Linked DNA regions of Homo sapiens: region 1 is linked to region 2. The links are chromatin loops, found by intact Hi-C in ENCODE. Cell type or tissue: A673. All regions are shown on one strand. Links, peaks and the distances in the headings refer to the core of each region. The heading gives the core; the rest is flanking DNA.

What was found. Peaks named below come from ENCODE experiments on the same cell type or tissue, not always from the same donor. Only the 100,000 strongest peaks of a DNase experiment are listed, where the experiment ranks them.
Region 1: a loop joins it to region 2, with 4 times the contacts of the local background. A loop is called at or near these places in 9 of 110 quality-filtered maps.

What each region holds. Positions count from the first base shown.
Region 1 is chr10:23,149,494-23,164,643 of GRCh38, reverse strand. No RefSeq gene overlaps it. Among named protein-coding and RNA genes, the nearest start is that of PTF1A, 35 kb to the left of the region's middle. RefSeq lists an enhancer at 7,170-7,359. In A673, for the core only: a CTCF peak has its summit at 6,137; DNase peaks (open chromatin) are centred at 6,063 and 6,443; H3K4me3 peaks cover 834 bases.
Region 2 is chr10:24,353,020-24,368,169 of GRCh38, reverse strand. All of the region lies in intron 2 of KIAA1217, which reads right to left. Among named protein-coding and RNA genes, the nearest start is that of MIR603, 85 kb to the right of the region's middle. RefSeq lists enhancers at 7,492-7,551, 7,582-7,661. In A673, for the core only: a CTCF peak has its summit at 7,451 (motif pointing right); DNase peaks (open chromatin) are centred at 4,909 and 7,459; H3K27ac peaks cover 2,527 bases.

The DNA.
Region 1 (15,150 bases), core at 3,809-8,808, 1.2 Mb after region 2:
AGCAAAAGAAGGTGAGCGAGCCCTGTAAATGATGCCGCTGCACATTGCAATCCCAGAAGCCACACCCTTGGGTTTCATGAAAAAGTTCCATGAACTTCCAGACATTTTCAGGCAACAGCTTGACTTGTTGCTGAGACACTGATATGCAGAGCGATTCTTCACGGTAGTGTATTTGAACCTTCTCTCCTTGCATCCCAGGAGAGACCTAGTCTGAATGTGGCCTCCAGGAGTGGAGGGACTAAAAACGCCAGAAGGAAGAACGAAAATGCTAGAAATCAGCCGTGTCCTAGCAGCTAAACTTGTGCCTTCTCTATACAGGTATCGGGCCTGAGCACATTACAGGCATTGCCTTAATCTTTGCAAAAGCAATCACTGTCTATTATTATCCTGATTTCGAAGTGAGGAAAAGAGAGACACCCTTGACCGTCACAGTCCTGCAGTCATGGTCAAACATGGAGGGCTGGAAAGGAGAGCTGGGCGCCTCTGGGTGTTTTGTCAGCCAATGGCTCTCTTTCTGAAGGAGGTTGCTTTTCTCTTTTTTTTTGAGATGGAGTCTCACTCTGTCACCCAGGCTGGAGTGCAGTGGTGTGATCTCAGCTCATTGCAACCTCTACCTCCCAGGTTCAAGAGATTCTCCTTCCTCAGCCTCCTAAGTAGCTGGGATTACAGGCACCTGCCTTCACACCCAGCTAATTTTTTGTATTTTTAGTAGAGATGGGGTTTCACCATGTTGGCCAGGCTGATCTTGAACTCCTGACCTCGGTGATCTGCCCACCTTCACCTCCCAAAGTGCTGGGATTACAGGTGTGAGCTGCCGAGCCCGGCCGGAGGTTGCATTTCTGTTGAATTTCCTCCACTTTTGCTCAGCAACACTAAGCGCATTTGGCTGTCGGCACACCCTCCCTGCCAGCCTGGCAAATGGAAGTGAGATGTCCTTACATTCCTAATTGAGCAGATTAAAAATGCCAGTTCCCAGGGGCTGATGGCAGAATTGCCCCCAATGCCACCTGGCCCCTTTGAGGCCCCAGTGATGCTGAAATGGGGCTGGGGGATCGGGGATGGCCAGGAGATTTAGCTCTCCTTTGTCCCCAAACTCTCTTGTTTGGGTGGGGCTGCATCTGTTGTGGGGGACGGCTGTCCTGTAATGAGGCCTGTGGCTTGGCTGTTTCAGCTCTCTGGCCTTGTTGGCACAGGACCAGCCTTTCTTGGGTGAGTGGGAGCCTCATGCCCTCTTTATGAAGGAGATTGGTCCAAATTCTTGAGATGGGCTCTCCAGACCTTTGTTCTGGGTCTTTATTTACAATTGTGGTTCTTATTGATCTCTCCTGGAATCCTCCACTACTAAGCTAAGGTGACTAACTGCTACCCACAGCAGTAGTTCAGTTTCTGCCATTTCCCATTTCAAATTATTTCATGTGTTTTGCCTCCCAGCTAAGTTTCTTTCCCTTTCCTTCCTTCCCTCCCTCCCTCCCTCCCTTCCTTCCTTCCTTCCTCTCTCTTTCTTTCTTTCCTTTTCTCTTTTTTTTTTTTTTTTGGATAGGGTCTCCCTCTGTCACCCATGCTGAAGTGCAGTGGTGTGATCATAGCTCACTGTAGTCTCAAACTCCTGAGCTCAAGTGACCCTCCCACTTTAGCCTCCCAAGTAGCTGGGACCACAGGTGCATGTGCCACCATGCCCTGCCATTTTTTTTTAATTTAATTTTTTGTAGAGACAGGGTTTCCCTGTGTTGCCTAGGCTGGTCTCAAACTCGACTTGTCAACTAGGTTTCTTGAAGGCAAGTACCATTCTCATCCTCTAATATACCTTCCTTCGGTCACCTCAGTGCTACAACCTACCAGGGACATAAATAATTGCTGGATGCAGGGGTGGGGTTGGCTGAATTATAGGAAAATTAAGTTGTTTACATTGATTTCCAATATATGTAGCTCTCTGGTAGAACTAATCAAAGCACCAGAAACTTCCGAGCAATACATATGAATCATAAAGCCATGCTTTATCAAAAATGCTTTTCCATTTCTAGATTTTATCCTTTAAAACATAAATTCATGTCAAAATTTTGTTTAGCTGCTGTGTCAGTAGATCTTTTATATCTTAAGAATTTGGTATGTTTTCTTCTTTCTGAAAATGAGAATTATTTAAATAATCCCATTGTCTTTCTGTCAGGTAGCTCAAAGGTAAAATCTAAACCTAGTCGGAGCAATAATTATACGTCACATTTTCCATTCTGTCCTCCTCAGGTTATTTTTGGTAAGGGATGGAGTGCAAATGGCAGAAGGTAAAACTGACGTTTTAGGAGGTGTTGAAAGCCAGAGATAAGGAAGCATGATTGGGAGGTGTTTAGAGATACTGTATCTGCTGCAATTTTGATTTCCTTCTCTTGAGGCTTGATTTCTGGCTCCCCCCAGCCTCATTTTCTTTTTTTGTTGGTGTGTCCTCGGGAACCCTGGCCATTTGTCACCAAGACATACCTACCCTGCCCCACGCTTCTAACCCCAAAAGCCCCAAACTAAAGAAATTTCTCACTCTAATCTCCACTGTCCCTGATGGGCACACTCCAGGGGCTGAAGTCACAGCCAGGGGACAGGGCATGGTGGCTCACACCTGTAATCTCAGCACTTTAGGAGGCCAAGGCAGGTGGATCACCTGAGGTCAGGAGTTTGAGACCAGCCTGGCCAACATGGTGAAACTCTGTTTCTACTAAAAATACAAAAATTAGCCAGGCGTTGTGGTACATGCCTGTAATCCCAGCTACTTGGGAATCTGAGGCACGAGAATCGCTTGAACCTGGGAGGCAGAGGTTGCAGTGAACCAAGATCGTGCCACTGCGCTCCAGCCTGGGTGACAGAGTCTCACTCAGTCTCAAAAAAAAAAAAAAAAAGTCACAGCCAGGCCTGAGAGCAGAAGCCCTGAGTCAAAAAATCTGAGGCCAGCTGGACTCTTCTGACACTGAATCCTTGGCAGTCACTGCGTTAAGATGTCAATTTTTCATGTTTATTTTTCCTAATAGTGAGTTTGGAGCTTTATTGACTCTCTAAAGCTCCTGACAGCCCCTGGAAGTTAAACTGCGAGAGAACAATCTTGAATTCAGTGACTTTAACTCTTTCAGCAGCTTGCCCTGAGCTTATGACATGCCAAAATCCTTCTGCAGCTCACTGGGGTCTGCTCAGCCATGTCTCTCCCATCCTGCTCTTGTGAAATGGAGTTTCGCTGACACCGCTGGCTCTTCCCTGGAGCTATGATACATTTCATCGGGTTGATTTGAGCCTGTTGTTCTAGCTGATGATGACTTTTCAACAGCTATATTGAGGTGTAATTAGCACATCATACAAATCACCTAGTTGAAGTGTAAATTTAATGACTTTGTATATTTAGTAGATTCGCAATATATTATATCCATCACCACAATCATGTTTAGAACATTTTTATTACCCTCAAAAGAAACCCCACACCTTGGCTGTCACCCCCAATCTCCTCATCCCCCCAGCTCCTGACAATCACTAATCTACTTTCCAGCTCTGTAGATTTGCCTCCTCTCGACATTTCATATAATGAGAATCATGCAGTGTGTGGTCCTATGTGACTGGCTTCTTTCACTAGCTTAATGTTTTCTAGGTTCACCCACACTGTGGATGTATCAGTACTTGATTCCTCCTTTTTTGCCAAATAATATTCCAGTCAGCAAGACCTCATTTCCCAGCAGTTAAATGTGGCTACATGACTAAGTTCTCCCCAAAGATGAGGCGTCAAGACAGTGAGTGTGCCTTCCCCATGTCTCTTTTGCCTTCCTGCTGGGTGCAGCCTGGACACAGTATGGCCCAGCCCCAGCCACACAGAGAAAAGGCCCTCAGGGATGGCAGAGCTCCACGATGGAAGATCTCAAGTCCCTGGATGACCACACGGAGCAGAGCTGCTCACTGACACAGAACACACACCCCAGACTATTACTTGAGTGAAAAACGCGTGCTTTTTGGTCTTTAAGCCATTATATTTGGAAGGGGTGTTCTCTTGTTCCAGTAGCTCAGCTTTTTGCCCTACCTAACACATTGAGGGAAGTAACATGTTACTCTAGTCAAGATTTTATTGGTTGTGAATTAATCAGCACACTTTGAGTATAGTCATTAAGCAGGTTGTGACCTGCATAACCATCCTGTCTCCATTCTCTGGTGTGGCTCTTTATGGTCTTACGGTTGTGTGCATAGGCTCTGGCATCAGGCTCCTGGGGTTCAAACCCCAGTCTCAGCTTCTACTACTCGTGTCCCTGGGCAAGTTACTTAATCCTCCTCATCCATCACCTTAGTTTTGCCAATTTAAAAATGTAGACACTTGTAGTGCCTATCCCCTGTTTCACAGCGCATTTCTGCAGATGAAATGAGTGAACACATCTAGTGCTTAGACCGAGACTGGCACCATGTAAATACCTGCTGTCTCTTAGTTCTTATTTATTATTTTACACCTTGTTCATAAAGATATCATTTATCCATAACATTGAATTACTCCTAGTGTGTGCATTGCATCCTGCTTGGTTCTGGGGCTAGGGAGAGTATTAAGACAAAATTCTTTTCTCAAGGAACTGACAGTTTAATAGGAAAGTCAGATTAAAAATAACTATGGAATTGAATTGGAGCTATAATATATTACAAAGTGTGTGCCACATAAGAGGAAAGATGTATTAGCCCCTCAGGTTGTGGGTAGAAAGGTAAGAGTGTCAAGAAAGAGGTTGGATTTTTTTTCTTTTTTTTTTTTTTTTTGAGACAGGGTCTCACTCTGTCACCCAGGCTGTAGTGCAGTGGCACGATCTCGGCTCACTGCAACCTCCACCTCCCAGGTTCAAGCGATTCTCCCACCTCAATCCCAGTTACCTCCCGAGTAACTGGGATTACAGGCACGCACCACCACGCCCAGCTAATTTTTGTATCTTCAGTAGAGACAGGGTTTCACCATGTTGGTCAGGCTGGTCTCGAACTCCTGGCCTCAGCCTGCAAAAGTGCTGGGAATACAGGCTTGAGCCACGGCGCCCAGCCAAGGATGGATATTTTAAGAACGTGGCTGAAATTCAGATACACCATTTTCCCAGCAGATCCTGGCCTTCAGAATGCCAATAATGGCAAATGCCAGTGGGCAAATGCTGTTGATCTGAACAGAGGGTCTCATAGGTCTGAAGCAGCACAGAACCAGGGAGGATGTGTTCGTCTAGAAACTTCCTAGCAGAGCTAACCCCCATCACAGCATAAGAAGAAACAGTCGGGCGCAGTGTCTCACGCCTGTAATCCCAGCACTTTGGGAGGCCGAGGTGGGCGAATCACAAGGTCAGGAGATCGAGACCAGCCTGGCTAACATGGTGAAACCCCGTCTCTACTAAAAATACAAAAAAATTAGCCGGGCGTGTTGGCAGGCGCCTGTGGTCCCAGCTACTCGTGGTCCCAGCTACTCGCAGTCCCAGCTACTCGGGAGGCTGAGGCAGGAGAATGGCGTGAACCCGGGAGGCGGAGCTTGCAGTGAGCCGAGATCGCGCCACTGCACTCCAGCCTGGGCGACAGAGCCAGACTCCGTCTCAAAAAAATAAATAAATAAATAAATAAAAATAAAAAATGAAAGAAGAAACAGTCACTGTCAAGGCTCCTTTGAAAGCAGATGCTTGAAATGTTCGTTGAAAATAGGAGAAAAGTGATCTGTTCAGTTGGGTAAGTTGTTTAGAATCCTAATTGGTTCTCGAATTCTCTCCCATCCCCTGGCAGGTCACTGTACTTGACCGGATTTTTTTCTCACTGTGTGTCCGCCGTTTCACTTTTTTTCCTAAGCCAAGATCTCTTTAATTATTCTATTCCCTATTAAGTGGGCAATTTTCACACTGTTAAAATACCTCGCCACAGCAGTATTATTTGTTTGTTCATAGTCTGTGGGCTAAGAAAATACGGAATGTGCATTTCTGGTGCTAGGATTACTTCTAATTTTTTAAGTGTCTCGGGTGGTGGGAGGGGAGGGAAGGGTGTTCAATGGGTTTGATTAAGCAGCTTCCCAAAGAGGAAAAGCAAAGCAGCAGTGAATGAAGGGTTCTAAAGCAGTCATTTGGCTCCCTCTGGTGGGCTCTTGCAGAACTCATCCCCCCCTCATAAACAATCCTGTCGCGCATCAACTCACTTATTTGGAAAATAGAAAAATGCAACGAAACAGTCTGTTAACACAAATCCTTGGCTAAATTCCAAGGATGAAGGAATTGACTGAGGACTTTAGGTCAATTTAGGCAGAGCTAAAGCAAAATTCAAGAGATACAATTGATTCAGTTCCACTCTATGCAAAATAGATATGGCATTTTAGCAATATTTGTATATTAATTTTGGTAGCTACCATTTTTCTTCCATAGTGCCTTAGTCTACAACACAAAGTCCATTCAATACATGTCAGGATCTTGCCTTCCCCCACCACCCCCCACAATTGCTCAAAAGACTTGTAAAGGTGAAGGTCGCCCTCTAATGGTTTGGATGAGTCACACATGTGAAATTTTTTGTCTTAGTTTAGACACCTCAAACAGAATCTACCGTTTAGAATTCGAGAACCCTCCTCCCACCGCTAATATTAGTTGCACATTTCTAGTTGGTTGATAAGGGATATTTAATAATTTTAAAACCACATTAAGTTAATGCATACTTTGCATTCCAACTCTGTGTGTGTGTGCGCGCGCGTGTGTGTGAAATTTCTAAACTACAGCTGGTCGGTGGGGTATGGATCACTGAGGTTTACCTGCCCTTGCTGTGGGAGGCGACAGGGGCTTTGCAGCTCAGCCCTGTCCTGACACAAGAATGCTGTGCCTCTCAGGTGTCTAGGGAGCCCACCCCCTGGACAACAGAAGCAAGTGTAGCAAGATCCCCCAAAGCTCCTGGGTGCTTATTTCCACCTGCGGGACCCTCTTCAGCCCCCAGGACTCTGCCCTCCCCGGTTGACCAGAGGACATTTCCTGCCTGCCTTTTTACGACGCTGCATAATTAATTACACGGGACCATCCGGTGCCTGGAGCTCACCGCTCATTATGATGACAGAGTCATGGGCCGTCAGGCAGGGGCATTTGTTTTTGGACGCACTTGGCTGCCCATAGTCCTTGACTCTAGTGTGCTTAGTGTGGCGGTGCAGTGAGGGCGTTCAGAGGCTGAGTTCTGCTGATTGCAGCAAGATGGACCATTCGCATCAGCTCAAGGTCATCTCGTGGGTGACCTCGCAAACCCAACCACCTGAGAGTTGGTCGCTCACGTTTAATGTAGTTCTTCCATTTTTAAAAATGTTTTGAAAGTACCTATCATGCACAAGGCCTTGTGCTGGACACTGCAGGAAGTTAAGATCAGTAAAAAGTCCCTAGTGGTAAGGAGTTTCCTTTCTAGTCTGGTAGAGAAGACAGGTTGTGCATTAAAGGCAAAATCCTTTGATCCACACAAAAGAAGTGCGCAGACCTGCACAGCACTGCTGTTTTGCTGTATTGAATTGTTCACAGGCCTGTGATTCCTAAATGAAAGATATTTTAATAGCTAGTTGGTTTCTTTCCCTTTCTTTCTCTCCCCTCATCCCTCCCTGCTTCCTTTCTATTTTTCTTCCTCCCTCTTTTCCTCCTTTCCTCTCTTTTTGTTTTTTCTCTTCCTTCCATCCTCCCTCCCTTCCTCTCTTCCTTCCTGTCTTCCTTATTTCCTTCCTTCCTGTCTTCCTTATTTCCTTCCTTCCTGTCTTCCTTAATTCCTTCCTTCCTGCCTCCCGCTCCTTCTCCCTTTCTTCCCTCCCTCTCTTTCCTTCTCCTTTCCTTTCTTTCCTTCTCCCTTCCTTTCTTTCCTTCTCCTTTCCTTTCTTTCCTCCCTTCTCCTTCCCTCCTTTTCCTTCTTCTTTCCTTCCTTCCATCCTCTCTCTCTTTCTTTTCAACAGGCACAGTGCCTGGCACGCTGTAAGCTTGTATTGACCAGAACAAATACATAGGAGGAAAATGGGGTTGGCTCTGGAGAAGGGCCGGCTCACACGTGCAGTGTGGGTGGAGGAAGTGGTGAAGGTGGGCGTCATCATCAGCACCGCACAGCCGAGTGATTGGGAATGCTCCTAATTAGGTCACAAAGGCCCCTCCAGATTTCTCTCGTTCCTACCCTCTGCGACTTTCCTGTTCCATGCAGTCTAGCCCAGCAGATGGATCGTTCTCATCTTGGTTTTTTTTTTTACATTGATTCCAGTTTGGTGCCGTTATGAATATGACGCTGCTATGACCTTTCTTGTTGTGTCTTGGTGCACATAGAGACAAATATTTGTGAGATATTTATCCAGAAGTAGGATGCATAGGTCCTAGGATCTGGGTACATTCAGCTTTGGTGGCTGGTACTTGTTCTGGTGGTCTATTGCTACCTAACAAATCACCCCAACATTCTGTGGTTTAAAACCACCACCATTTTATTACATCTATTCTGTGGGCTACAAATTCAGGCAGGCTCAGCTGAGCAGTTCCTCTCTCCCCTTGGCTCAGACTAAGATCATTTAAGTATTTGGCTATCAAGTGATCTGGAGGGTACCAGATGGCTTCACCCACACACCTGGTGCCTCAGCGGGGACAGCTGTGAGGCTGGGCTCAGCTGGAACTGCCGAGATCGTCCTCCATGAAGCCTCTCCAGCGTGGCCATCTCAGGATGGTGGGGCACCTTACAGCATAGCTGGCTCCCCCTGGAGCAAGTGTTCAAGAAGATGGAGGGGGAAGCCACAAGGCTGCTGCTGACCGAGCCTCAGAAGGCTTGCAGCGTCACCTCCGCCACGTTCTGCTTGTCACACAAGTCACCTAGGCCAGCTCAGATTCACAGGAATGAGAATTAGACTCTGCCTAATTCCAAATAGGAGAAGGAAAAAAGGATTTGTGGCAACCCTAATACTTCCCCAAGGTGGTCATGCCAATTTCCACACACGCCTGTAATTTATGGGACTGTGAGGGTGAGATTTTTTGTTTGTTTGTTTTTGTGAGACAGGGTCTCTCTCTGTCACCCAGGCTGGAGTGCAGTGGTGTGATTATAGCTCACTGCAGCCTCAATCTCCTGAGCTCAAGCAATCCTCCCATCTCTCAGCCTCCCAAGTAGCTGGGTCTACAGGTGCGCACCACCACACCCAGCAAATTCTGTGTATTTTTTGTAGAGATGGGGTTTCAACACATTGCTCAGGCTGGTCTCGAATTCAAGGGCTCAAACAATCTACTTGCTTTGCCCTCCCAAAGTGCTGCAATTACAGGCATGAGTCACCGTGCCTGGCTAGGGTGAGATTTGTAATAGGAACTTCTGTTGTAATGAACAAAGCCGTTTGCACGCCTCTGGAACCCCTGTCCTCTTTCCTTCCATCAGCTACAGAACAGACCTGCTTTCACTGCTTCTCAAGAATCTGCCTCAACCTCAACACGGTGAAACTTGAGGCGATTGAGTTACTTGGCTTAACTTCCTACCTCCTTGCCAACACATTCATCAGTTCCACATCCTCACCTCGTTCCTTCCCTCCCAGCTCAGGAGAATAAACCTCTGTTCCTCTCCAAGGCCAGTCCCTGACCCCGGCTTCAGCCTCCCCAAGCCCGACTCTGGCCCACCCACTCCCATCTTTCCTCAACCTTCAGTCTTTCCCCCTCTACTGCTTCTTTTCTCTCCAATGCAACCTTTAATGGGACTGTTTTAAAAAATTATCAAAAACTTAGACATATTCAGCTGTTTGCCCTTTTAATGTATTTTTAGCGATCAACTCTGAACTGTGAAGTTGATCTCAAATCCAACAGAGGGAAGGGCCCTAAGAGAAAAGAAGGGGGTGAGGGAGATATTTTAAGTAAAAAAAAAAGTATATAAAATATCTATTATATATATCATATTATATATAATATCTATCATATATCATATTATATATAATATCTATCATATATCATATATATAATATCTATCATATATCATATTATATATAATATCTATCATATATCATATTATATATAATATCTATCATATATTATATATAATATCTATCATATATTATATATAATATCTTATTTATTTTTTTATTTTTTTATTATTATACTTTAAGTTTTAGGGTACATGTGCACATTGTGCAGGTTAGTTACATACGTATACATGTGCCATGCTGGTGTGCTGCACCCACTAACTTGTCATCTAGCATTAGGTATATCTCCCAATGCTATCCCTCCCCCCTCCCCCCACCCCACAACAGTCCCCAGAGTGTGATGTTCACCTTCCTGTGTCCATGTGATCTCATTGTTCAATTCCCACCTATGAGTGAGAATATGCGGTGTTTGGTTTTTTGTTCTTGCGATAGTTTACTGAGAATGATGATTTCCAATTTCATCCATGTCCCTACAAAGGACATGAACTCATCATTTTTTATGGCTGCATAGTATTCCATGGTGTATATGTGCCACATTTTCTTAATCCAGTCTATCATTGTTGGACATTTGGGTTGGTTCCAAGTCTTTGCTATTGTGAATAATGCCGCAATAAACATACGTGTGCATGTGTCTTTATAGCAGCATGATTTATAGTCCTTTGGGTATATACCCAGTAATGGGATGGCTGGGTCAAATGGTATTTCTAGTTCTAGATCCCTGAGGAATCGCCACACTGACTTCCACAATGGTTGAACTAGTTTACAGTCCCACCAACAGTGTAAAAGTGTTCCTATTTCTCCACATCCTCTCCAGCACTTGTTGTTTCCTGACTTTTTAATGATTGCCATTCTAACTGGTGTGAGATGGTATCTCATTGTGGTTTTGATTTGCATTTCTCTGATGGCCAGTGATGGTGAGCATTTTTTCATGTGTTTTTTGGCTGCATAAATGTCTTCTTTTGAGAAGTGTCTGTTCATGTCCTTCGCCCACTTTTTGATGGGGTTGTTTGTTTTTTTCTTGTAAATTTGTTTGAGTTCTTTGTAGATTATGGATATTAGCCCTTTGTCAGATGAGTAGGTTGCGAAAATTTTCTCCCATTTTGTAGGTTGCCTGTTCACTCTGATGGTAGTTTCTTTTGCGTGCAGAAGCTCTTTAGTTTAGTTAGATCCCATTTGTCAATTTTGGCTTTGGTTGCCATTGCTTTTGGTGTTTTAGACATGAAGTCCTTGCCCATGCCTATGTCCTGAATGGTAATGCCTAGGTTTTCTTCTAGGGTTTTTATGGTTTTAGGCCTAACGTTTAAGTCTTTAATCCATCTTGAATTGATTTTTATATAAGGTGTAAGGAAGGGATCCAGTTTCAGCTTTCTACATATGGCTAGCCAGTTTTCCCAGCACCATTTGTTAAATAGGGAATCCTTTCCCCATTGCTTGTTTTTCTCAGGTTTGTCAAAGATCAGATAGTTGTAGATATGCGGTGTTATTTCTGAGGGCTCTGTTCTGTTCCATTGATCTATATCTCTGTTTTGGTACCAGTACCATGCTGTTTTGGTTACTGTAGCCTTGTAGTATAGTTTGAAGTCAGGTAGTGTGATGCCTCCAGCTTTGTTCTTTTGGCTTAGGATTGACTTGGCGATGCGGGCTCTTTTTTGGTTCCATATGAACTTTAAAGTAGTTTTTTCCAATTCTGTGAAGAAAGGCATTGGTAGCTTGATGGAGATGGCATTGAATCTGTAAATTACCTTGGGCAGTATGGCCATTTTCACGATATTGATTCTTCCTACCCATGAGCATGGAATGTTCTTCCATTTGTTTGTATCCTCTTTTATTTCCTTGAGCAGCGGTTTGTAGTTCTCCTTGAAGAGGTCCTTCACATCCCTTGTAAGTTGGATTCCTAGGTATTTTATTCTCTTTGAAGCAATTGTGAATGGGAGTTCACTCATGATTTGGCTCTCTGTTTGTCTGTTGTTGGTGTATAGGAATGCTTGTGATTTTTGCACATTGATTTTGTATCCTGAGACTTTGCTGAAGTTGCTTATCAGCTTAAGGAGATTTTGGGCTGAGACGATGGGGTTTTCTAGATATACAATCATGTCATATCTATCATATATAGATATATCTATATATGATATATATAGCAATAGATATATATAGATATATATAATATATGATTCTATCATATATTATATTTTATATATCTATCATATATTATATTTTATATATCTATCATATATTATGTTATATATAATATCTATCATATATTATGTTATATATAATATCTATCATATATTATATTATAAATATCTATCATATACTATATTATATAATATCCATCATATACTATATTATATATAATATCTATCATATATTATATTATATAATATCTATCATATACTATATTATATATAATATCTATCATATACTATATTATATATAATATCTATCATATACTATATTATATATAATATCTATCATATATTACATATAATATCTATCATATATTACATATAATATCTATCATATATTACATATAATATCTATCATATATTACATATAATATCTATCATATATTATATATAATATCTAGCATATCTTATATATAATATCTAGCATATATTACATATCATATTATATATAATATCTAAGTGTATGTGTATATATATGGGTTTTTTTTTACAACCTATTTTCTTTTTTTTTTTCTTTTTGAGTTTAAGACTGAGTCTTGCTCTGTCACCCAGGCTGGAGTGCAGTGGTGCAATCTCAGCTCACTGCAACCTCTGCCTCCCGGGTTCAAGAAATTCTTGTGCCTCAGCCTCCCAAGAAGCTGGGATTACAGGCGCATGCCACCACACCTGGCTAATTTTTGTATTTTTAGTAGAGACAGGGTTTTGCCATGTTACCTAGTCTTGTCTTGAACTCCTGGCTTCAAGCAATCTACCCACCTCAGCCTCCCAAAGTGCTGGGATTACAGGCATGAGCCACCACACCCAGCCTACAACCAATTTTCTTCCAAAGGGTCTTGAAAAAGGGAAACTTTTTTAAAAAGTTTATCAAAATATGAGTCCTAGTACTTTTTGTTATTGTAACCATAAAGAAAAGGGCTGCCAGTGATGAACAAGTCTAGTGGTTTACAGGTTTTTAGAACACATTCCTAGATATTCTAACATTAGTGAGATAGGATCAAGAAGAATCTCCAGAAATCTTGTTGGCTGTATTCCTACATTTGGATAATCTTCTGGAAACCCAGGTGATTTATCCTCAATGGAAAACTGTATTTATTGCTTCTGGGGAAATGTATTTGTTGTTCATCTCAGTGACAAAAAATCCAGGAGTCATTCCAAAATGAAACAGAATAAGCAAAAGAAATGGGAGAGAGTCTCATGGAAAATGAAGCCCTCCAGCTCAAGTTCTCGTCCATCCAGGCTGCTGGCAGTGCCCAGCCACAGGAAACTCCTTAATGTCTGCACCTGCTGTTGGGCTGGGCCAAGGCCGAGCAGGCACCAAGGTTAGGTGTGCCCCAACCGGCTCTAGGCAAGATGACAAATCGTGTGAACAGCAAAAAGATGCGCGGGTCAGAAAGGGTTACGTGCTGCCAGGCAACTTGCACCTCCTAACCATGCCCACCCTCCATCACCCCCTGAAGACTCTCTGACAGACAATTAGAGCTTTTGATTTAGTGGTGGCCACAGTAATGGATCAGGTCCCTAAAGGAAAATGATGACAGGCTCTCCTGGTGGACAAGCTTCTGTTTCTCAGCAGTGAGCAGAGCAAACAGAGCTTTGCACCCCAAGGCTCTGACATCTGCAAAGTCCCCGAACCTTAGGGTAACACCTACCTTATCATGGCCTGGAGCAAATTCGCATGCAGAGCAGTGACTGGAGCCTATCACTTGCTGCGAGACCGTCCACTGGGACGAACTGTCGTGGGACTCTGCGGAGTGAAAGCATGCCGAAGGAATGTAAGCCATTCCTGTTTACGAATTCTTGCTTTCCATATCACAATGTGGCGCAAAGCACCAGAGAAGGCACACTAGTGGCCGCTCTTATTTGGTTCCCACTCCTCAAGCTGACAGGAACTAGCTGTGGGACCTCAGCCGATCCCTAACTCCTCTGAGCTTCATTTTCTCCATCTGAGAAAATAGAAATGGACCAGAAAGATCCTGTTTGACGTCCAAATTATATTTTATTTCAACTTGAATAATAGGCATAGAATGAGTCCTAGATATTATTATGTGCCAGATGCTGTGCAAAAGTCATCCATTGTATTCTAGACTCTTTCCAATAACCCTCTGGGGTAGGTTTCAGGGGCTACTGTCATCTCTGATTTTACACACAAGGAAACTGAGCCACAGAGAAGTTAAAGCCCTTTCCTAATGTCAAACAGTCCATAAGTAGCAGAACCAGGATTCAGACAGCTGCTGCCTGCAGAGGCTTAACTTTTAGCCACGCTGCTATATACCATGAGACCGGGGAGGGTCAATGTCAGTCTTCTTTATCCCCCAAGGGACCTGTCTAAGGCTGCACAGCTGGCAAGTGGTGTGGCCCCAGACAAAAAAGCCAGTTTTTGTCTGAATGTAAAGTCAATCCTCTTCACCACTGTAGTATCACCGATGTCAAACTCCCAGAAGCATAAATGGAAACGTTCAATGGCAAGGCATTTGTTAAACAGCAGCATAGCCATACAAAAGAATATGCCTTCAGATTATAGGGGCGGGCTGGGCACGGTGGCTCACGCCTGTAATCCCAGCACTTTGGGAGGCCAACGTGGGTGGGTCACCTGAGATCAGGAGTTCGAGACCAGCCTGGCCAACATGGCGAAACACCGTCTCTACTGAAAATACAAAAATTAGTTTGGCGTGGTGGAGTGCACCTGTAGTCCCAGCTACTCAGGAGGCTGAGGCAGGAGAATTGCTTGAACCTGGGAGGTGGAGATTGCAGTGAGTCAAGATCACGCCACTGTACACCAGCCTGCTAGCCTGGGCAACAGGGTGAGACTCAGTCCCAAAAAAAAAAAAAAAAAAAAAAAAAAACAGATTACAGGGAAGAATAATTATGTGAGAAGACGTTCAAAACACACTGTGGAAAGCAGTTACAAAACAGTATGTGGCTTAAACCTATATGCAACCATGGAAAAGGTAATGAAAAAGAAAAGTGAAATGCAATTTCTCCCCTATTTGGTTCATAAATGTGAACAGTCTAGCAATACCAAGGGATGATGAAGATATGTGGAAGTGGGAACTTTTTTTATTTTTTTTTGAGATGGAGTCTCCCTATGTCACC
Region 2 (15,150 bases), core at 4,559-9,558:
AATGATTAAGAATAAAATTAAGGATAAACACTCATCAGAATTGGGATGATGTGTGACATGAAAATTCTCTTTAGTGTCTAAACTTGAACTTTAATGTTTATTTGTCTGGGCAGGAACTTTCTAAATTGAGCTTGTTACCCTAAAAAGAGATCAATGAGACTGATTATTAAGAAGGGGAAGGTAAAGAGATAAGCATGGTCACTGAAGACTGACCAATGGGAAGGAGGTCACTTTTGTACAAAGCCAGATGGCCGAACATTTCCTAAGCACAACCATTACCTAGCTGTGTGACCTTGGGCAAGTTACTTAACTTCTCTGTGCCTCAATCACCTCATTTGTAAAATGGGGATCATAGTATACCTCCCCCACAGGGTTGCTGTGAGAAGTTAATACTTGTAAGGCACTTAGAACAGTGCCTGGTGTATATAAGTTCTAAAGAAATGTGTTTATTTCCATTATGATCATTATTAAAATGTATATAAGTAAAATGATCTGGACCCAACATTGGACACATTGGAACTGAGCAAAGCAGAATGACATAGCTTTGGGATTGTCAGAATGATTCAGGCTTCTGTTTTACTGCCATGAGTATTCTGCTGGAGCAAGCTGGCAAGGATAGGATCTCTGCTTAGAGATGCCCACTTTTCAAACAATTATTCAAAGATCTCCAGCTTGTGGTTGCATTACTGCTGATTCCACAATCCAATCTGTGGAAAGCAAATTAAATATTTCGAAGCAAGCATGCAATTAGTGTTCATTTTAATACTGACTCTCATAATTTTTAGAAATGCACATATTTCAGAATGCTACAAGCACTTGGCTCTGATAGTTTTGAATCAGGGATTGGGGTAAACAGCGAAAAGTGCAGGCGTTAGTGGCTGACACTGATTAGAATGGCACTTGCAGGTGAGGGAAAGGTGCAGGATGAGGGTGCAACTCGATGCAGAAAAAGAACAGGTAGAGTACTAACTCGCTGAGACGATTCAATTTTCATCAAGTACCTTTGAATGTCAAGTTCTGCCTGAAGAGAGATCAGCATGCCCTTCAAAGCCTGTGGACCAGGAGAAAACAAGAAAAAAATAGGAAAGAAAAGGGGTGAAAACATGAAGAGAAAAAGAATAGGTTGACCAAATGGACCACCTATTTATTCATGATGAAAATGTAGCACGGTTAACTCCTCTTCCCCGAAAAGAAAGAAAAATGATGACAGTTCCATCCTTATATTTTAGAAAGACATGTTGAAGCCTTAACTAGCAATGGGTTTGCCCCAAAATACCCTGCCATAGGCGCTTCTGAATTCACCTTGTATCATTGGAGAATGTGTCATATTAATCCACCATCCCTGAGGTTGTCCCAGAGCTGCAGGGAACTTACTAGAGCCTGCCCAACCCAAATGAAATAGCTTTCTTAGCCAGAATGCAGTCTGAGGCTGCCATCTTGATTGTCACTGGCCCCGGGCTCACTGGCCACTAGATTGCTCCACGAAAGCAGGCCTGTGAGTGCAGTGCTCTCTGCCCATGCTTTGCCATGCAGGAGGGCACACCCAAGGTGAATACATGCAGGAACAGAAGATCCACACTGTAATTCAGGGCACAAATTCTAATATTTGAACCTGGTGGACCCTGGAGTGTGCCTTTGGTTTACAATGCTTACTGTGCAAGCATTTAAATATTTTAATTCTCATTGATGCCACTGACTTTATTTTTATTTTTATTTTTAGTTTTTGACACAGAATCTCACTTTGTCGCCCAGGCTGGAGTGCAGTGGCGTGATCTCAGCTCACCGCACCCTCTGCTTCCCGAGTTAAAGCGATTCTCCTGCCTCAGCCTCCGGAGTAGCTGGGATTACAGGCGCCCACCACCAAAGCTGGCTAATTTTTGTATATTTAGTAGAGATGGGGTTTAACCATGTTGGCCAGGCTGGTCTCAAACTCCTAACCTCAAGTGATCTGCCTGCTTCGGCCTCCCAAAGTGCTGGAATTACATTTGTGAGCCACTGCATCCGACTCATTTTTGAGCAACTTAACTTTTTAAAAAAACATGGCAGTGAAATATTTTTTTGTGACTTAAAAAATGAAAATTTCTATAATCCTCATGCAAGAAGAGTGACTTCCTCTTGTGCCCAATATCTGCCAGTGGGGTGCCATAGCTGCATATCTTACTGCACACGCATATACACATATCCATAAGGACTAGTAACATATAGGAGCCTCTAAGTACCGTCATGATTGAATTATACAATATCCATGATCCATATCACCATTGTGTATAGATTATATATATGTGTGTATATTACTTAGAACTTAGTCCCACACATCAGACACAAATTTCCACTAGAAGAAAAAGAACACTTGAACACAGATGGCTACACTCGAAAGCCAAAAAGCCAAACAACAGGTCTCCAGACAAAAACTGTACTAAAATATTCTACCCAAGATGCACATAGGGGTTAAAAAAATAAATAAATAAATAAAAGAACTTGAAGAGACCTTGAAGAGAAAAAGGGAGTGACACTATTAGAAAAACAATTAGCTAAAGTGACCTCATAAAAGCCCTTTTCTAGGTGAATATATTCTCACCAGAAAGGTGAGGGTTGCTTAGGGCCCTCTGATTCTCTGCTCTGAAGTTTACAGGCTTCATCAACTGTGAAAGAAATACCCTGAAGTAGACCACAAATAATAAAGCCCTGCAGATGCATGGTAAATAAAAGTGTAAGATAAAAACAGGATGATAGATTTGAAGAGCTGCTATGGACAGGGAAAAGGGGGACAAAAAAAAAGCACAGAAAATCACAGAGCGATGATAAGTAACACCGGCTGCGGGAGGAGAACCAGGACAACCACAGCCCTTCAGAGAGGACCAGGAATGGAAAGTGGTAATGGAAGAGACCGGAGTCCCAGTGAGTCTGCCAGGAGGGACAAAGAGACCTCAACCACTCTCTGCTAGGTGACCCTCATCAGAGGAACTTACAACAAAGAAAATGAAATATGGAGAAACGGGGGCAAGGAAAGTCGCTACAGCCATTGCTTTAGACAAATATCATCTGAAAGTCAAGAAAGTAGGGGAGGATGGGTGAGGTGGCTCACTCCTGTAACCCCAGCACTTTGGGAGGCTGAGACAGGAGGATCGCTTGAGGCCAGGAGTTCAAGACCAGCCTGGCCAACATAGGGAGACTCCCATTACCACAAAAGATGAAAGAAAAAATTTAGCTTGGTGTGGTGACAAGTGCCTGTAGTCCTAGCTACCGAGGGGGCTGAGGGGGGAGGACTGCTTGACCTCAGGAGGTCGAGGGTGCAGTGAGTACAGTGAGCTATGATCACACCAACGTACTCCAGCTTGGGCAACAGAGAGAAACACTGTCAAAACAAAACAAAAAAAAAAGAAAGGAAGAAAAAAGAAAGAAAGAAAGGAAGGAAGGCAGGCAGGCAAGAGAAACACACAATTGCTCAAAGCCTCCGAACTGTGGAGCAAACCCCTAGTCTACCTGTTACATCTTTTCCTGCCTTTGCTAACTAAGGTCACGGAAACCTAGAAGCTGGAAGAATCTCCCACCATCAGAGCAGGGAAGGCCCCGGGATGCTGGAGACGTAGGAAGCCCTTCTCAGAAGATGCAATGGAATAAGCTCACGAACTTTAGGCCTCAGGATCCTATAATCACACATAAGTTTTCTCAGGATTACAAAATGAACCTCACTGAGAACCTTTTTTCGCTTCTCAGTAGGTTCCATCTGTGTGGAAAGTTTTGAGCCCAACAATAAGAGCAATAAAAAAGAAAACTGGATTTTATTAGGCCTCTCACATATACCTGCTAAATCAACGTGGAGCATTTACAAGCTTGATTTACGGCTTTGACTATACGATAGAAAATTGTTCTTAAAAAATAAGAGCGGGTGGCTGGGTGCGGTGGCTCACGCCTGTAATCCCAGCACTTTGGGAGGCTGAGGCGGGTGGATCACCTGAGCTCAGGAGTTCGAGACCAGCCTGGCCAACATGGCAAAACCCCATCTTTACTAAAAATACAAAAATTAGCTGGGCGTGGTGGTGGGCGCCTGTAATCTCAGCTACTCAGGAGGCTGAGGCAGAAGAATGACTTGAACCTGGGAGGCGGAGGTTGCGGCGAGCCAAGACTGCGCCATTGCACCCTAGCCTGGGCGACAAGAGCAAAACACTGTCTCAAAAAAAAAAAAAAAGTGGATGAGACCAGAGTTGAGTGTTTTCAGTGAACTTCTGGATTATCTATGCTAATGATAATCAGTAGTTTATCACATATAAAGAGGTTAGATCAAGATTAAAAGAATGGGCCTGGTGCGGTGGCCCATGCCTGTAATCCTAGCATTTTGGGAGGCTAAGGTGGGCTGAGTGCTTGAGGTCAGGTGTGCAAAACCAGCTTGGGCAACACAATGAGACTCCATCTCTACAAAAAATACAAAAATTAGCTGGGCATAGTGGCACACGCCTGAAGTCTCAGCTACTTGGGAGGCTAAGGTGGGAGGACTGCTTGAGCCCAGGAGGTGGAGGGTGCAGTGAACTGAGATTGTGCCACTGCACGCTGCACTCCAGCTCGGTCAACAGAGTAAGACCCTGTTTCAAAAAAAAAAAAAAACAAAAACAAAACCCACAAAAAACTAAAGGAATGTTACTGAGAAAACAGGAAGACTCAACTACCTCAAGGAATGGCAAAAATAATAATACTGTAAAAATTAAACAGAAGAGCATTTATTATTTCAGAGACTCCTAATAAATTCATCAGCTATCATAAGAAAATGGCAAAAAGAAACTTCAGACATTGTTGTTGTACTAAATGGCACTTGAGATCTCTTTGAAAGGCTAAATGTGGCAGGAAGGGAAAGGGGTTCAGAGTTTCTTTCCTAATGCTGATGAGTCTGAGAAGAATTGCTCAAGAATAATAAATATTGGGTAACCACACAATGAGCAAATGTAGTGGAGAGAACCAGAAATGAATGACACACGTACAGTACTTCAAACGGTCTGAATGACAAGCGATATTTATTTTATTTCTTTTGCTATGTCTATTTCAGGGTTTTCTATAATAAATATAATTCTATAACAAGGCACAAAGAAAAGTATCAGTAAAGGAGGGAAAAAGTGAATTGTTGATCTCTAGGGAGTAACATCAGGAAACTCTGGAGGCTGCTAAAATTTAAGCACTCACCCAAAGTTCCACTTTTGTTCACAAATTAAAGATTTTCTTTTCTTCTTCTTCTTTTTTTTTAATTAAATTTGAGACAGTTTCACTCTGTCACCCAGGCTGGAGTGCAGTGGCATGATCTCAGCTCACTGTAACCTCTGCCTGGCTAATTTTTGTATTTTTAGTAGAGATAGGGTTTTGCCATGCTGGCCAGGCTGGTATCGAACTCCGGGCCTCAAGTGATCTGCCTACCCTGGCCTCTCAAAGTGCTGGGATTATAGGCGTGAGCCACCGCGCCCGGCCCAGAAATTAGAGACTTTCTGATGTCACTTTACATAGAGTCAAATTTTGACTCTCTGGAAGCAATTTAACCAGTTAGGAGACTAACCATGGTAAACGAAAATATATTCATAAAAAAATGTAAGATCTCATGAAAAGCTCTTTGTATTACAAATTGTCTCGGGTTTGTAATTGCACAGCAAATCACTGAGCCATCCAGCATATCTTCCAACATGAAGATCTAATCGCCAAAGCCTTAACTTAGATTGTTACTTATGTTTCTAAATCTGTGGAAGCACATTTCCTTTTCTTCTTCTTTTCTTTTACTGTTAATATCCTTATTCTCTATTTTACCAGTGGAGAATGTTTAGTATTAATTTCCATTTAGCTCAAGATTCAAGAAATGCAAAGTGCTATTTTTATCAAATTTCTGAAAGCCTACTGTCTTCTGCTTTGGAAGTCCCACAACAGCTCTTTAATTTCCTTAAGCCCCACTTTCCTCATCAGCAAGTTGGTGTGGCAATGGATCATAATAGGTTGCTGGGAGGATGAAGTGAGATCCAGGCATGTGAAACACTGTACACAATTCCTAACACAGACTAAGGATGCAAATGTTAGGAACTTGCAGATTTAAAAAAAATTGCATTCTCAAAAAGATGCTCTATTTTAACAAATGAACAAGAAGACAATTTTGCATATCTTTTTGATACAGCCATTCTATTTCTTTTTCTTTCTTTCTTTTTTTTTTTTTTTTTTTTTTGAGACAGAGTCTCGCTGTGTCGCCCAGGCTGGAGTGCAGTGGCCCGATCTTGCAGTGGCCCGAACCTGCAAGCTCCGCCTCCCTGGTTCACGCCATTCTCCTGCCTCAGCCTTCCGAGTAGCTGGGACTACAGGCGCCCGCCACCACGCCTGGCTAATTTTTTGTATTTTTAGTAGAGACGGGGTTTCACCATGTTAGCCCGGATGGTCTCGATCTCCTGACCTCGTGATCTTCCCGCCTCGGCCTCCCAAAGGGCTGGGATTACAGGCGTGAGCCATCGCCCCTGGCCCAGCCATTCTATTTCTAATAAAGAACCCAAGAAAATAATCTACAGTTATCTACAAGGAGGCCCTGCATGATATGGTATTTGCCCACACACAGTGGAACCAACAAAACCAGGCAACCACATGCAATGATGAAGTAGCTATCATGTAACAGGAGGGAAAGAAGTTCACACATATAATTAAGTGGATAAAATCATATTAGAAAACAATGGGCTGGGCACTGTGGCTCACACCTGTAAATTCAGCACTTTGGGAGGCCAAGGTGGGAAGATCGCTTGAGCCTAGGAGCTCAAGGCCAGCCTGCGCAACATGTTGCAACCTCATCTCTACAAATAATACAAAAATTCGCCAGGCATGGTGGCGTCTGCCTGCAGTACCAACTACTTGGGAGGCTGAGGTGGGAGGATTACCTGAGCCTGAGTAGGTTGAGGCTTCAGTGACCTGTGATTGCGCCACTACACTCCAGCCCGGGGTGACAGTGTTAGACCCTGTCTCAAAAAATAAAATAACATAAATAAGAAAAAAAAATGGCATGTGCTTGTGGCATGTGGTTTCTTTCCTTTGAGTCTATGTGCCTAGAAAAAAATAGGAGAAGGATATACACCAAAATATTAACACAAGTATTCTATGTGGGTCATGGGATTGTAAATAATTCTCCTACTCTTAGTCTATTATTTCTAACATTCCTAGAATATCCATGGTTACTTTTGTAATAAAATTTTTTTAAAAACTCCCGAGATGTAGCATTAAATTATTTGTGCTTGCTTTTCTGATTTGTTTCTACCTCCAAAAAAAAAAAACCACTTAGCATTGAAATAACTACTGATAAATTTGAAACAACAGGAGAAAAACAGGAGATTTGATTTGAGAGTTTTAAAAATGGGAAGAACAATAAAATCATATCTACATGCGTGGCCTCTTCATTCCTCGTCATTTGGCCATCATTCTGTTTCCTCACGTTGATTACGTTTCGAGTTGCACCACAAGGGGGTGCCCTGAACCTAGCGAGTATGATACAGTCTCCAGCATAATCAAAGGAGGCAGCTGAAATCCCAAATTCAAGAGGAAACAAGACACAGGTCAACTGATTGCTTTTGGTCCATCTTCATCCTCTCCAAATGCCCCCAAATGGCCCTGGTTCAAACTCGGGCTGAATGTAACCAGTCTGTGAAAAAACTGTAATGGGCTGACTGCTTGCATAGTTAAAGCCCACGATAGAAGGGAGAGGCTTGATTGCTGCAAGTCTAAGAGATTTCATAAAGTTACCACTGAGGAATAAAAAATTAGTAGCCTCATGACACAAAACTAAAGAATATAACAAGACCAAACGTTGGGAAATAGTCTTGAAAGTAATTCTATCTTGGCCGGGCGTGACAGGATCCCAGCACTTTGGGAGGCAAAGGTGGGTGGATCACTTGAGGTCAGGAGTTCAAGACCAGCCTGGCCAACATGGTGAAACCCCATCTCTACTAAAAGTACAAAGAATTAGCCGGGTATGGTGGCGTGTGCCTGTAATCCCAGCTACTCGGGAAGCTGAGGCACAAGAATCGCTTGAACCCGGGAGGTAGAGGTTGCAGTGATCCCAGATTGTGCCACTGTACTCCGGCCTGGGCGACAGAGTAAGAGTCTGTCTCAAAAAAAAAAAAAAAAAAAAAAAAGTAATTATATCCTAAAGATACACAGTCTGTCAGTAACTGGGGGAGCAAAGTAATTTCTGATTATTTGGGTTAAAAAAAAAGAGCTACTAAATTGAGAAATCTAATTGTAATATAATTCCTTTTCTAACTGTTTAAAATACTTAAAGATGGAATAAAATTACGTAGCCTTGTGAGACTTTATAAGTCACACTAAGAATTATAGTTGATATAACAATAATAAAATATAAAGCCTCAAAGACCTTCAAGGGTAAATAAACTAAAAAGCAGCAACATTTAACAAAAAAGAGTTCAGGGTGATATCCCAACAGCTTCTAATTCTAAGAATTTCTAATTTCCTAAGGAATCTTAGAATCTAAAGTAATCCTATAGTGAATATAGGATAGTGGTTGAAAGTATAATTTCTGGAAAGAGAAAGAACTGGGCGTAAGCTTCATTTTCAACACTTACTATCTGTGAGACTTTGGGCATATTACCTTAGGCATGTTTCATGTACACTTTCTTCATTCATGACATAGTAATAATGATGTTTATATTATACTTTGTTGTATGAAATAACTTGAGAAAAATGCTAAAGCCAATATCTGACATACAGTAATGCAGATTTATGAGCAATTTGAAATAATTAATATTCTCATCAAATGAAAGCTAAGTCAGGCATGGTGGCTCATGCCTGTAATCCCGACACTTTGGGAGGCCGAGGCGGGCAGATCACTTGAGGCCAGGAGTTGGAGACCAGCCTGGCCAACATGCTGAGACTCCGTATTTACAAAAAACACACAAAAAATTAATTGGGTTTTGTGGCACACGCCTGTAGTCCCAGCTACTTGGGAGGCTGAGGCACGAGAATCACTTGAGCTTAGGAGGTGGAGGTTGCAGTGAGCCAAGATAGCACCACTGCACTCCAGCCTGGGTGACAGAGTGAGACTCTATCTCAAAAAAACAAAAAAAAAAAAAAAAAGAAAGAAAGAAAGAAAAGAAAAGAAAAAAGAAAGAAAGAAAGTATTAGAATGAACAAACACATTGGCTAACTATAGGACGACTGTGATCTCATTCACAGATCTCAGGTACTATGTGGCCAATGGATATGTCTGAACTCCTGTGTGCTCCTGTTCTCATGGGTCAAAGTAAGGAGACTGATTTTTAAAAAAACAAAACAAGTACACTTTGTGTGTGTATGTGTATATATATGCATACAATGGAGTGCTGGCTTTCAAAGTAGTGAGTTTGAAGGGTGACAAGATTATTTCTATGACCTTGCCATTGCAATGCAAAAAATAAACAAACAAAAAACAAATTGCAAAGCAAACCTGTCATATACAGGGTGACTATTCAGCCAGTTTTCACTATGGCCAACCACTGTGTATGGCCACTGTCCTGACTGGACAACCCATGCCACAGCACAGTCATTGATCTTCAATTTTGTGTCTCAATATCCACCCTTCCTACTTTGATATAAGACTAAAATGATGCAATAGATTTATGAGAGCTTTGAAATAGTTAATATTCTCATACAAATGCAAGAGTGTATGAGAATGAACAAACACATTGGTTAACTATAGGAGGACTGGTATCACATTCACAAATCTCAGAGTTCTTTCCTAAGCCTCCACATTCCCAGTTAACAAAGAGTGAAATTGAAGTATCCCTGCCCGGTGTTCTACAAAGTGCCTGGGAAGAGTTGACCCAGGTCGTCTCTGCAAGTGTGACAGATACTCTTAGAACTGCCCCAACCAAGTGCAGCCCATGGACATCGGGATGACCAGTTCCTTGAGAACTCTGCTTATTTTTGCCTCCATAACATTTAAAACCCCTAGACACACTAGATACTTTACTTATTTGCTCACTTCTTATCTGTCTCCTTCCCCTTGCACCCACACACTGAAATGTAATGATCACAAAGGCATGAATATCTTCATCCACATCCACGCTGAGTTTTCACTTACAGAATGAATGAATGAAAGGCTGGAAGAAGGCATTGGTTCTTGGGAGTCTTGGCTCTGTGCAGCTTGCTTGATTTGGGGGCTTACCCCCTGACAGTAAACTACTCTTAGGGTCTGGGGAGTTTACGTGCATGGCTCAGGCAGTGGTGCCTACAGCCTCAAGCAAGCCTGCACACTTCACAGCCCTGGAACAGGCCCAATGCTCACATGGCCTCACCAGCCAACCTGCTGGGACTCACTTCCAGACACCAATCACACTCCAGCCAAGAGCATTCCAATCTATCACCCCGACTCCCCTATGCGTTATTGCTTCTTGGTCGCTCTCACACCTTGAAAGGAGGAAAATACTCATCCTATAAGGAATTTCTGTTTGGCAGGGTTTCCCTTCACAATTTTCACTAAAACGCCCCTTCCTTGGAACACGAAACTTAAGTTAAACAAAAATACTCAGAACCCCCCAAGAAAAAAAGAGCTTGCAAACCTCTGGTTTCTATTTCCCTCTCATTATTACAAAGGCTTTGTATTGTAAGACATTCCATCCTTGCTTCAATAGCTGCCTGCGGGTGTGCTGCTGCAGGGGAATTAAGCTTTGTGCTGGCATAGCAGGTGCCAGTTAACTCTTGCCCAGGCCCTAGTCCAAAGGGGCCTTGCTTTAGGAGTGGCCTTCTCAAGCTTGGGCCCGGCCAAAGGTAAGAATTTTAATAGGGAAAAGAGGTGGGATAAGACATAAGATGATTTATTGAAGCTAGTCCAGAATGCACTTCTGATTCTCCCTTTTCTTCCATAGGAAACAGGCCCAGAGTGTAGAAACTCACAGATTCTGACCAGCTTGCATCCAAAGCAAGGTGATTCGTACTACTCCAGGCCCAGGCAGCCAGCTGAGGGATGCTTCTGAGTGTCTTGTCTTCCTCTACCTACAGTGGGCAGGGGCTGGCCTTCATACAAGGTCTACCCTGAAAGTTTCCATAATGGCTGGCCGTGGTACGAGTGGGGCATCTTATCTTGCCACTCTATGAGGGAGAGGTAAGGCTCAATGATCTGGAGAGCACTGGGCTGAGAGTCTGAGACCAATTCTTAGCCCAGGCCCTGCCTCAAACTCATTGTAACTTAGGCATTTATCTGGCCCTTAATTTCCTTATGCATTAAAATGAAGACTTGGATTAAACCTTTTTGGCAAATTTTAGCTTTAAGTTGCTTTAGACACAGATGGCCTCTGTTTTAGTCCGTATCATGTTGCTATAACAGAATACCACAGTCTGGGTAATTTATAAAGAAAATAAATTCATTCCTCATGGTTCTGGATGCTGGAAGTCCAATATCAAGATGCCAGCATCTGGCGAGGGCCTTCTTGCTGTGTCATCCCATGGTGGAATTGTGGAAGGGCAAGGGAGCATGTGTGTGAGTGACAGAGGAGGGGGCCCAAACTTATTCTTTTCTTAGGAACGTGCTTCCAAGATAACAGAATTAATTCATTCCTGTGGGTTGTGCCTCATGACCTAGTCACCTCTTATAGGTCCCAACTCTCAACACTGTTGCATTCGGGATTAAGTTTCTAACACATGAACTTTGGGGGACACACTGAAACCACGGCAACCTCCTAACATCCTTGGCCACACTAGAGGTCTCCCCCACAAGGTTATTATCAAGGAAGGCCTAGACTAATGGGCAGGAGCTCTAAGTGCTTTTTGCAAATCTCTAAATACCCATGGGAAGGACCTGCGGTCAGAAGGACCTGGGTTCAAGATGTAGATTCAGCATTCGATGCTGTTTTACTTTGAATAAATTACTTAACCCAGCATCAGGCTTTGTACTGGGGCAACTAAACCATGACCCTCAATTTCTGCATCTGCAGAATGGCAATAATCATCCCACCTACTTCACAGTGGTCTCCAGGAAGCACAAATGAAGCAAACTGGTTGAAAGCACTGTTAACTATAAAGCTCTAAAAATAATAAAGCAATGATGTTATCATTAAGGAGAAGAAACTTAAGTTATGCACAAAAGAAAGAGAAGAGACCCTAAAATGTTCTGCTGCTAAAGAATGAGGACTTGCTGTCCAGGTGTGGTGGCTTAAGCCTGTAATCCCAGCACTTTGGGAGGCCGAGGCGGGTGGATCACAAAGTCAGGAGTTTGAGACCAGCCTGACCAATATAGTGAAATCCCGTCTCTACTAAAAATACAAAAATTAGCCGGGCGTGGTGGCAGACACCTGTAGTCCCAGCTAGTGGGGAGGCTGAAGCAGGAGAATGGCTTGAACCCGGGAGGTGGAGGTTGCAGTGAGCCGAGATCGGGCCACTGTACTCCAGCCTGGGAGACAGAGTGAGACTCTGTCTCAAAAAAAAAAAAAAAAAAAAAAAAAAAAAAAAAAAAAAGAGTGAGGACTTGCTATGCTCATCTCAGCCTGCTCAGCTGTGGCGACAGAAGACCTACAACACTTGGCTTCAGTTCACAAGTGCCATGAACTGAATGTGAGTGCCCCCCAACCCCAAATTTACATGTTGAAGCCCTAATCTCCAATGTGATAGTATTTGGAAGTGAGGCCTTTGGGGTGTGATTTGGTCACAAGAGTAGAGCCCTTGTGATGGGATTAGTGTCCTTCTAAAAAGAGACATGAGACAGATGCTTTCTTTCTGCCATATGAGGACACAGCAAGAAGACAGAGGTCTACCAACTAGAAAGAGGGTTGTCACCAGAACCTGACCATGCTGGCACCCTGCTCTTGGACTTCTAGCCTCCAGAACTATGAGAAATAAATCCCTGTCATTTAAGCCCCCAAGTCGATGGTATTGGTTGCAGCAGCTGAAACTAAGATAATAAACCACTGAAGACAATGTGACAGATGTTAGCATCTGCATCCCTGGCTGTGAGACTTGCTATCCTGAGGGGCTGAAGCCCACCTGCTTACACAGCTGCAACCTCCTCTGGCCCCAAGCTCCAGGGACTGAGTTCAGCCAACCTGCCTGCCCTCACCAGTCTGTGTCACCTGGGACAGCTCAATGCTGAACTCTGGCCTCATCTTCAAGCTTCTTACCTACTAACCTCTGGAGACAGCCAAAAATACTTTAGGGGCTGACAATTATTCTGTGAAAACTGATAAGCTTTACTGGGAGAAAAATGTTTTCTTGTACAAATGACATGGACAGGAGGCAGGGAAATACTGGGTAGAAGAGGGTGGTTCCTTGGCAAAAGCCCCACCCTCAAGTCTGGAAACCCATGGCCCTAAATGGGAACGGGCATTCCTGTTTTTGTGCCCAAATGTTGCCTTTTGGTCTGCCATGCCTCCCTATCCTGTACCCATATAAACCCCAAGCCCCAGGCTCCATGAGCAGAAGAGCAGAGGAGCAGAAGAGCAGAGGAGCAGAGGAGAGAAGAGAAGGAACATCTGAATGCTGAGAGGAGTTTGGCTAGGAATGGTGAGAGAGGAGATTGGCTTCAGGATGGCTGAACTCCAGGGGAAGATCATCTTCCCACTCCATCCTGCTGAGAGCCACCTTGATGAGGCAATAAAATCCCCCGCATTTACCATCCTTCAGTTTGTCTGTGTGACCTGATTCTTCCTGGATGCAGGACAAGGACTTGGATACCAAGAGGGCACTGAGCTGGTTAACACTTAAGCTGTGTGCAGATGGCAGAGCTAAAAGAGCATGGTAACATGCCCACTGCAGCTTTGAGAGTTGCAGGCACCCACCCCTAGATGCTACTGTGGGGCCAGAGTCCAAAAGCACTTGCCCCGGCTCCTGCACCTGCCCATCTGCATGCTCCCCCTCCTGTAAGGGGTTTGAGTGCTCACTAGGTGGCCAGATAGACTAGCCACACCCCTGTCTCACGTCCTGTGAGGGGGGTCCGGGAACTCTGCCATTTCACAAATACTATTCTGGACAGTTCCATTTCAGGGCTAATAGCAATCAAATAAGAGAATGCTACCATTTCTTAAATTCAAAGATGACTTGATGTTACTTAAACAGACCAGGAACATGGGCCATCATCAATTGGCAGTTCATATGTTCAATCTTCTTTATAATAAACACAACCAAACTGAGGGCCACAGTGACAAGTTATTATTTTTAACATTGTATTTGAGGAAGATAATCCGTGGAGAAACCATCAGAAAACCCAGCTACAGCTCTGCAGCATGATTTTGAAATCACAAGTGGAGTTCATACACTCTGCCAGCTGGAGGAATATTACTGATTGTCATTTTTCATATCTAGTCACATTTTTTGCTCATAAAATAAGATTTTGATCTTTGGAAATCAGAACATTGACTTCTAGGAGTTCTTGAAGAAGTGTAATGCTCATCCCTCTAATTACAATGAATTAAAATAGAATGTATGCTCATAACAATTCCACTCTAAAAAGACTTTGCTAATTGCCTGGAAAAATCAAGAGCAAAAAGTTGAAAACATCGTCTCTGAGTACACAAACAGCCTCTGGCCCTACACTGAAAAACTGAGTCACATCAAGAGAGAGAGGGAAAATAGCCCCTCAGCAAAATTAGAAATCTTACAGCTCTTGTTTATCATCATAAATATGGAACTTTTGGAGCTGGTGTACAACTGCAGTTCATGAGTGATCAGCGGGGCACTGAGTGATGTCATTAAAAGGCTTTCAAAAAGCATTTAAGAAGATTACCAAGTGCTCTTCCAGGAGAAGGGCAAAAATAAAGTAAAATAAAATAAAAGGTACCGCGGAGCTTCCTGGAACACCCCTCCTGTCGGAACTTCACAGAAACAAGCTGAAAATATGCGATGGAATAAATCTAATGAGAAATATGTTTGAAAGAGAAGGACAAACAGAGATTGTAACAAACAAAATATAGTGGTGTGGGAAAGGTGGCTTTTCCCATAAATGAGGTCCAAATGGATATTAAGGTGACACTGTCGTTTCACAGCCATTTTCATCTGGGACATCTGCTTGGGTGGCTCTATCTCCTGTCCTTTGCAAAACAGGAAACCGCACCACCTATATGAGTGCCCCTGGCTTGTCTGAACATATTCAGGATAGAACATCTCTATCTCAGCCTCCACCTAGAAGACCTAGGAGGCTGCTGTGGGTCTAAAGCTGATGTAGAGGGATGTGGG